Regions from separate parts of the Homo sapiens genome. Here region 2 is linked to region 1. A link is an interaction called in ENCODE POLR2A ChIA-PET data of the cell type or tissue named here. Cell type or tissue: Panc1. All regions are shown on one strand. Links, peaks and the distances in the headings refer to the core of each region. The heading gives the core; the rest is flanking DNA. Region 1 has its middle 65 kb from the start of CNKSR3. Region 2 overlaps LOC101928868 (a long non-coding RNA gene).

The links. Peaks named below come from ENCODE experiments on the same cell type or tissue, not always from the same donor. Only the 100,000 strongest peaks of a DNase experiment are listed, where the experiment ranks them.
Region 2: POLR2A ChIA-PET joins it to region 1 with 6 read pairs; 6 of 35 experiments call an interaction of 5 or more read pairs at or near these places.

What each region holds. Positions count from the first base shown.
Region 1 is chr6:154,573,078-154,577,473 of GRCh38, forward strand. It overlaps the pseudogene RPS4XP8. Among named protein-coding and RNA genes, the nearest start is that of CNKSR3, 65 kb to the left of the region's middle. In Panc1, for the core only: no CTCF peak of the experiment used is centred there; no DNase peak of the experiment used is centred there.
Region 2 is chr6:154,513,299-154,517,694 of GRCh38, forward strand. All of the region lies in intron 1 of LOC101928868 (a long non-coding RNA gene), which reads left to right. Among named protein-coding and RNA genes, the nearest start is that of CNKSR3, 4.8 kb to the left of the region's middle. RefSeq lists a cis regulatory region at 646-886. In Panc1, for the core only: no CTCF peak of the experiment used is centred there; no DNase peak of the experiment used is centred there; H3K27ac peaks cover 311 bases.

The DNA.
Region 1 (4,396 bases), core at 260-4,259:
TGGAATTCCTATGTGAGAATTCTCTGTTTTGTTTGCACAACCCCAGGCTTCACATATCGAATTAGTAAATGAACTATCTACTTTTAAAGATCTAGGGTATCTCACAGAGGCTATGGATTTTAGGCAAAAGAAAAACTATAAAGACGGCTGTCCCTAAAACCAGGCAAACTTTGGGAAACTCATACTCACTCACCAAATTTTGCCCAAACTCATACTCATTAGCTATTTCTTTTTTTTTTTTTTTTTTTTTTTTGAGATGGGGTCTTGCTCTGTCACCCAGGCTAGGGTGCTGTGGCACGATCTTGGCTCTCTACAACCTCTGCCTCCTGGGTTCAAGTGATTCTCCTGCCTCAGCCTCCCGAGTAGCTGGGATTACAGGTGTGTGCCACCATGCCCAGCTAATTTTTTGTATTTTTAGTACAGACAGTGTTTCACTATGTTGGCCAGGCTGGTCTTGAACTCCTGAGCTTGTGATCCACCTGCCTCGGCCTCCCGAGTAGCTGGGATTACAGGCATGTGCCATCGTGCCCGGCCTCATTAGCTATTTCCACACTTATGCATGTTGTTGGCCATTCATTGAATTAGTTGATCAAAACTTTACAGTATTATTTTCCAACTCCCTAATAAACTGGGGCGGTACTTGATAAAGAAGTAAATGATGCTTTCTACTTTTAAAATGCTGGAGCTGGCCCCTACAGGTTCATGAGAGCCAATTGTGTGTATCGCTTCCCAACTCCACGTTTACTGTTGTCATGTTGGTAGCTTAAAATTAGCTACAGTGGAAGTTTACACTGTGGGAATAGGCATTTGCTACAAATCAGGGATTAATTTTCCCAGGCAGCTGGATGTGGAGCATTCACAGGCACCCCGTTTGGAAAGCTGATGTCATTTGGTGCATGTTTGCCACAGTGAGGCTTTCTGGACAGCCTGGACTCAGGCTGGACTTTCCTGCTGCAACAAGTTCTGTGTAAAGATTCAAGAGCCACTTGGGTTGTAGAAACTACCAAGTCTTAAGAGTTAAAATGTCAAGGCTGCCTAATGAAGAAAAACTACCAGGGTGAGGTCTGGGTTCTTTCTTTCCTCTATGTATGTGGGTTTTTGTTGTTGTTTTTTTTTTTTTAACCTAAGACTTGGCTTTTATACTTTTTCCTGTTAGATTTTATTTCTTGAATTCAACTCATTTTTCCAGATATTTTCAATATCTTATTTGAATCGTGATTCTGTACTTGGTAAACCATAAACCCCATTAGCAACATAAACTATTTGCCAGGTACAGTGGCTCATGCCTGTAATCCCAGCACTTTGGGAACTCAAGGCAGAAGGATTGTTTGAGGCCAGGAGTTCAAGACTAGCCTGGTCAATATAGTGAGACTTTGTCATCTCTACAAAAGTAAAAGAAAAAAAAAATTTAAGCTGGCCATGGTGGCTCACGCCTGTAATCCCAGCACTTTGGGAGGCTGAGGTAAGTGGATCACTGGAGGCCAGGAGATTGAGACTATCCTGGCCAACCTGGGGAAACCCCATCTCTACTACAAATACAAAAAAAAAAAAATTAGCTGGGGAAGGTGACACATGCCTGTAATCCCAGCTACTCGAGAGGCTGAGGCATGAGAATTTCTAGAACCCGGGTGGCAGAGGTTGCAGTGAGCCGAGATCATGCCACTGCACTCCAGCCCGGGTGACAGAGCAAGACTCTGTCTCAAAAAAAAAAAAAAAAAGAAAAGAAAAGAAAAGAAAAAAGAAAAAAAATAAACGATTGCTAATATTTTTAAACAAATTAGACAAATATGCGGTGATTATTCACAACTGTGTTATTGATCATAGTGTTGGAAGGGACAGTCTCTTGGATTGGGTTTTTTCCATGCAGACTTGGAGGCAGATCGTTAATTTAAAAAATGATCCAAGGAAACCAGAGCAACAGCACAGGTGGAGTGGTTGGTGGGGGAAGAAGGGAAAGGTCATGAAGGGTACCTAGTAGAGCTTATTGTCCTTATTCCTGCGGGTCAATCCTGATGGGGACTCTGAGCACCTCTGTAGATGGTGCACACCTGCCTCTCTGAAGTGGAGATCCTGCACCATTTATCCACTGACTCCTTTTCCCTACTGGTGAGTGTTGCCCCTGAGGACAGTAACTCCCTTGCATTTCCAGGCAGCGAGGCAACTTCCCAGGCATCATCTGAGAAAGCTGGTGGAGAAAAGCCAGGGACTCTGCCTGCACTTGAGGTGAACCAACACTGCATGCACTGAAATCGTCCACCACAGCCACAGCTGAAGCAGAGGCGGGCTGAGAGGGGGTGGCTCAGGGCACCGTAACATCTGCTATGGACAGAACTGAGGGATGAATTTTAGGAGGTGTTCATTAACTCAATTAAGTATTTATATATTAACCAATTAGATGAAACATCTACTAAACGTGTTATTTCCAGACACTATTGTAGGTACTAAGGACCCAGCAGTAAAGTCTCTGCCTTCAATGAACTGATATTCTAGAAGACAGATTCTTAAAATTAATAATAATATAATGTTGGTAGGTGATTAGTGGTAGAAAAAATATTTAAATAAGAAAGGCAAAGGATGAGGAGGCGATGAATGTGGAGTAGGGACACAGAGTGTTATTTTAGAAGAGTAGTCAGTGAGGGCTGCTTGGATGAGGGGCCATTTGAGCACAATCTTGAATGAAGTGAGCCAGAGGAGCATGTAGGCGGACAGTGGCGGAGTCAGCAGTACTGCTTTCCAGACCCAGGGAAAATTCCGTGCAAAGATCTGGAGTCAGGAACAACCCTGCTGTGTTAAAGGATCAGGGCCAGACACAGTTAAGCACAGAGATCCAGTGGCAAGTGAAAGAGACATGCTCCCTGCCCTGTAGAGCGTAGAGTCTGCTGGGGCGACTGCCATTAACTTCATAAACAATCACACAGATCAAAGCAAATTTATAGAGTGTGGTAAAGGCATAATCGAATTTGTGTTTCTTAATGATTACATGTCTACTATGAGCAGAGGGACTGAAGAGGGTCGATGCTTGGTGTCTGTCTATCATTCAACACTGTTCATTGCTTTCTCCTTTACTTCTCACTATCAATAACTGGACATAGCCCTGGATGCTCGGTATGCTTCATGACAATCTGCTTCTTGGCATGTTTTCAAGAAACATATTGATTTGTAAAAACTGGAACTACTGAATTTCTATGCGCACCAGAAGACAGAGGTCCTCTTTCCTTGCCTAACGCAGCCATGGCTCGTGGTCCCAAGAAGCATCTGAAGCTGGTAGCAGCTCCAAAGCACTGGATGCTGGATAAATTGACTGGTGTGTTTGCTCCTCATCCATTCACTGGTCCCCACAAGTTGAGAGAGTCTCTCCCCATCATCATTTTCCTAAGGATCAGACTTAAATATGCCCTGACAGGAGATGAAGTAAAGAAGATTTGCATGCAGCAGTTCATTAAGATCGATGGCAAGGTTTGAACTGATACAACCTACCCTGCTGGATTCATGGATGTCATCAGCATTGACAAGAGAGAATTTCCGTCTGATCTATGACACCAAGGATCGCTTTGCTGTACATTGTATTACACCTGAGGAGGCCAAGTACAAGTTGTGCAAACTGAGAAAAATCTTTGTGGGCACAAAAGGAATCCCTCACCTGGTGACTCATGATGCTTGCACCGTCCGCTACCCTGACCCCTCATCGAGGTGAATGATACCATTCAGATTGATTTGGAGACTGGCAAGAGTATTGATTTCATCGAGTTCGACACTGGTGACTAGAGGTACTAACCTGGGAAGAATTGGTGTGATCATCAACTGAGAGAAGCACCCTGGATCTTTTGACGTAGTTTATGTTAAAGATGCCAATGGCAACAGCTTTGCCACTCGACTTTTCAACATTTTTGTTATTGGCAAGAGCAATAAACCATGGATTTCTCTTTCCCAAGGACAGGATATCCGCCTCACCATCGCTGAAGAGAGAGACAAAGACTGGCGGCCAAACCAAGCAGTGGGTGAAGTGGTCCCTGGGTGACATGTTAGATCTTTGTATGTAATTAAAAACAATGTGGCATGATTAAAAAAAAAAAAAAAGGCTGAGCGCTGTGGCTCACACCTGTAATCCCAGCACTTCGGGAGGCCAAGGCGAGCGAATCACCTGAGGTTGGGATTTCGAGTCCGGCCTGACCAACATGGAGAGACCCCATTTCTTCTAAAAATACAAAATTAGCTGGGCGTGGTTGCATATACCTGTAATCCCAGCTACTTGGGAGTCTGAGGCAGGAGAATCGCTTGAACCCAGGGGGCAGAGGTTGCAGTGAGCCGAGATCGCGCCATTGCACTCCAGCCTGGACAACAAGAGTGAAACTCCGTCCAAAAAAAAAAAAAAAAAAAAAAAACTGGAACTATTTAT
Region 2 (4,396 bases), core at 96-4,095, 60 kb before region 1:
GAATTAATATGTAGAACAGATACTAGAACCCAGATCTTCTAGATTTCTTTCCAGCTCTTCCGTTTTTCTGACTTTGACCCTTCTTGCATGTTTAAGTCATTTATTCAGTTGATGAAATACGTATTAGGTACTCACTAAACTAAGCACTAGGAGGATTCAGAAATGATGAGTAGCCTTTTAGATCAAAAACACCATGTGACTTTCTAAAGGTGGATTTCTTCTGTAGTCTTTCATCCAAGGAAAGTGACCTGGTAAATAAACACAAACAAGGGAGTTCGAGGACCAATGTGATATTAACGTTTTAAGCTTGTTCAAAATTTATTACTTCTTTATGTGAGAGCAAGGGATGGAGTATTTTGGATTGGTGGTTATACCTATAATTTGATAAACACAGAGGAGCAAATTAAGCAAACTTTTAAGCAAATTATTAATCTGCAAAAAGCCAGTCTCCTTCCCCAGTTAAAAACAATGTAATGTTTTCCAGAATAAAAGAAAGAAAGAAAGCAAGTTGCTCTAAATATTCAACTTTATTTCGCAATCTGAGGTTCTTCTCTTATTTTCTTTCCCTCACATTTCTTTTTAACTATTTTCAGAAAATTCAAAATTATTTAATTTTTTCACATATAATTGTCTCGTGTATGTTCTTAAGTTATCTTTTATCTTGAGAGATACCAAAAACGTCTGCAGTTTTCTGCCTGGAAAATATCCTACAGTTAGAGCTAAGCATTCTTATCTATGACATTACATCAGTGCAAAGTCATCACTGGTTAACTAAATTATCCAGACTGCTCATGTTCTTGTCTTTCATTTAATTCCATTTGGTCTGAATTCTTCACACCACGGTAATGTAGTTATCTCCCTGAACATGCCAGGTTCCCTATCAGATAATTCAGGTAGTAAAGACTTCAAACTTTATTATATTTTATTTTTCAAGTGCTGCCTCACTTATTCAAATTCTTCTGATCATTCAGGAACGTTAAGTCATTCTACAGTTGGAAAGCTGGTATTTGGCTTTCTTTTACTGAGCCCTATCTCTAACTCAAAGATCAATGTCAATTAGATAAATATTCAAAAACCTCACCTACTTTAAATCATACTTGGAAAAGTTGATTAATCTTTTCTAATAAAAAGAGAAACATTGATGTTGCTAAATTCTATTTTCAAGGCCTTATCGTTGTACCTTGGAAGAGTTGATAGATGAGGCAGTACCCACAAAAGAACTGGATGTCCTTGCCCTGAAGTGCAGAAGCTACTAACGAAGGAGGGTGCCACAGACAAAGAGGGAACAATCAAGCCTGCATTTTTTCCTGTGGATTTTTATTACTTTTTGTACCCCCTATCGAGTTGCAGATTATCCAAAAAGAACAGAATGCCATTTACACCAGCTGTTCTTACAGTTCCAATTTAACTTTATGGGACTCATAATCTCAGAACAAGTCAATATAATACCAAGAGTTTCAGACTCGGTGATTTTTGCTTCAATCATAAATTCTATGCTGATAAGGACAAAGTCTCAGGGTGAAAAAAGATTAATGAACATCACTCTAAACCTAAAAATAAAACAATAATTAAGTTAGGCAATGTAAAAATATAACATTTGGAAATAAAACGCAGATTTGGCCGGGGTTGGTGGCTCATGCTTGTAATCCCAGCACTTTGGGAAGCCAAGGCGGGTGGATCACTTGAGGCCAGGTGTTTGAGACCAGCCCGACCAACATGGTGAAACCCCATCTCTTATTAAAAATACAAAAATTAGCTGGGTGTGGTGGTGGGTGCCTATATTCCCAGCTACCCAGGAAGCTGAGGCAGGAGAATCCCTTGAACTCGGGAGGCAGGAGAATCCCTTGAACTCGGGAGGCAGAAGTTGCAATGAGTCAAGATCATGCCACTGCACTCCAGCCTGGGTGACAAGAGTGAAACTCTGTCTCAAAAAAAAAAAAAGAAAGAAAGAGAAAGGAAGAAAGAAAGAAAGAAGAGAGAGAGAGAAAGAAAGAAAGAGAGAAAGAAAGAAAGAGCAGGTTTGAGTATCCTAAACGCACTAAGCTAAAATTTTTTAAAATCTCTACAATGTTAACAAGAACATAAAAATAGTTTATATATTGTTTTATGTATTCAAGACACTTCTAGTAAAAATAAATAATAACAATTTAAAAATATGTATTGTTTTATATTTTTCTAACTTCAGTTTGGCATAACAAATATTTAATAATCCTGTTTCAAATAAAATAGAAATATATACCCAAATGCCCCAGACTATAACTAAGGAGCTTTAATTAACTTTGAGCTCAGTCTAAAAGTTGTCTGCTCTTCCATTACTTAGCTACCATTCCATACAGAGGAGGAGACTTTCTTCTAGTTTCAACCTACCAAAGGTATTTAAATTCTGCAGCCATTGCTAATCAACACATCCAGATTTTTACTAAAGGCACATATATGTTTCCCCTTTGGGATCCTTAGACATTTGAGCCTGTAACAGGAGACTATTCCTTAATTTTCCACAACTAGCTCCTTGCATTTGGAAATACTATAACCATTTGGGATGGGAGAGCGGTGGAAAGAAAAAGAACGTAGAAAAGCAGGAAGTGTTTCAGTCTACTTCAACATCAAAAGGGAAAGGATGAAAATTAATACCAATCAGGGTTTCCTGTAGGCAGTCAGATGATTTCATAGGATTTTGAGAACACTCCCAAAGGTCTCATAGAACAGGAAAACTCACACTTACTGCCAAAAAGTCAGCAAAGTGATTGTTGAAATCCACAACCAGCTCACAAATGATAGCGACAGTCATTGTTTTACAGTAATTGTTTTAATACATGCGCATTCCATTCTGGGAAAACTCCCAGATCAAATCTCTTTTTCCGTTCGAGTTCTGTATAACTTTTGCTTTTGGTTACAAAGGAATGGGCTTCTATCCGTTTCTTTTCCACTTTTTTTCCCATTCTCCTGGGCCTAGTCCCAGAGAAACAGCTGGAGTAACAGGCAGGTGGCAAGAGGGATTTCAGAAGCTGGAGGAGCCTCAGTTTAGGGAGCCACAGAAAGCCCTTGGGTGGTTAAACCAGTGTTACCTGAGTCCAAGGAAATCTCTGCTGCTAGTGGAGAGAACCCAAGGGAGAACCTGAATAACACTGGGAAATTAAGGCCACAGACTTCACTTCTGTCCTGCTCCAAGTTACATCCCCTGGGTGTACCGCTCAGCGGCCAGCCAGATGGAGTATGGGGTTTCTATCTATTTAATATTTCTCCTAGCACGAAAGGACAAGAGACATAGGGCCCACTTCATAAAGCACCTTCTTAAGGTTTAAGAAGGACAGGAATACAAATGCAATGCTGGTCTCACCTGGGAGGACCACGCAGTGCCATCGAAGGGGCCAAGTGTGCCAACTGTGTCACTCCTTTTCCAGAGTCACCTCCTCTGCCTTTGCGTCCATGTCTTCTTGTGAGATAACTTCATTTCCACTAAAGTGCTGGCCTAAGATTTCCCTTTTCTTGGAAAATTCATGTTTCCAAGAGGAACACTTCGCGATCCCAACTAACTTTATTATCCCAATCTCTTACCCAGTTTATAACTGGCCCTGTAACCTTGAGCAAGTCAGCTTCTTTGGGTGGAAAGGAACATTAAGGATCCTTCTAGCTGTAACATTCTCTTTTCTAATATTGAGATATCAGTTGTTGAGGGCAGCTAAGGAAGGGGATTTTATTTATTTATTTATTTATTTGTTTATTTATTTTGAGAGGGCTCTGTCACCCAGGCTGGAGTGCAGTGGCATGATCATGGCTTACTGCAGCCTCAAACTCCTGGGCTCGAGCAATCCTCCAACCTCAGCCTCCTGAGTAGCTGGGATTTTAGGCACGTGCTACCATGCCTGGCTAAGATTTTTTGTTTTGTTTTGTTTTTGTAGAGACAGAGTCTTACTATGTTGCCCAGGCTGGTCTCAAACTCCTAAACTCAAGCAATACTCCTGCCTCGGCCTCCCAAAGTGCTGGGAGGTGTGAGCCACACTGCCTGACCAAGAAGCCATTTTTGAATGAGAGAACAAATGAATTCCTTCCTGTCTGCCGTGAGTTCACATGGCTTACTGTGGTTGTGTAAACTCACTTGCTGAATTGGTTTTGGAAACATTAGGTTTGAAAATTGGAAATGGCCAGGCATAGTGGCTCATGCTTGTAATCCTAGCAATTTGGGAGGCTGAGGTGGGTGGATCACTTGAGCCCAGGAGTTCGAGACCAGCTGGGGCAACAGGGTGAAACCCTGTCTCTACAAAATAAATAAATAAATAAATATAATGAGCCAGATGTGGTTGTGCGTGCCTTGGTCCCAGCTACTCAGGAGGCTGAGGCAGGAGGCTCACTTGAGCCCAGGAGGTCGAGGCTGTGGTGAGCCATGATTGTGCCACTG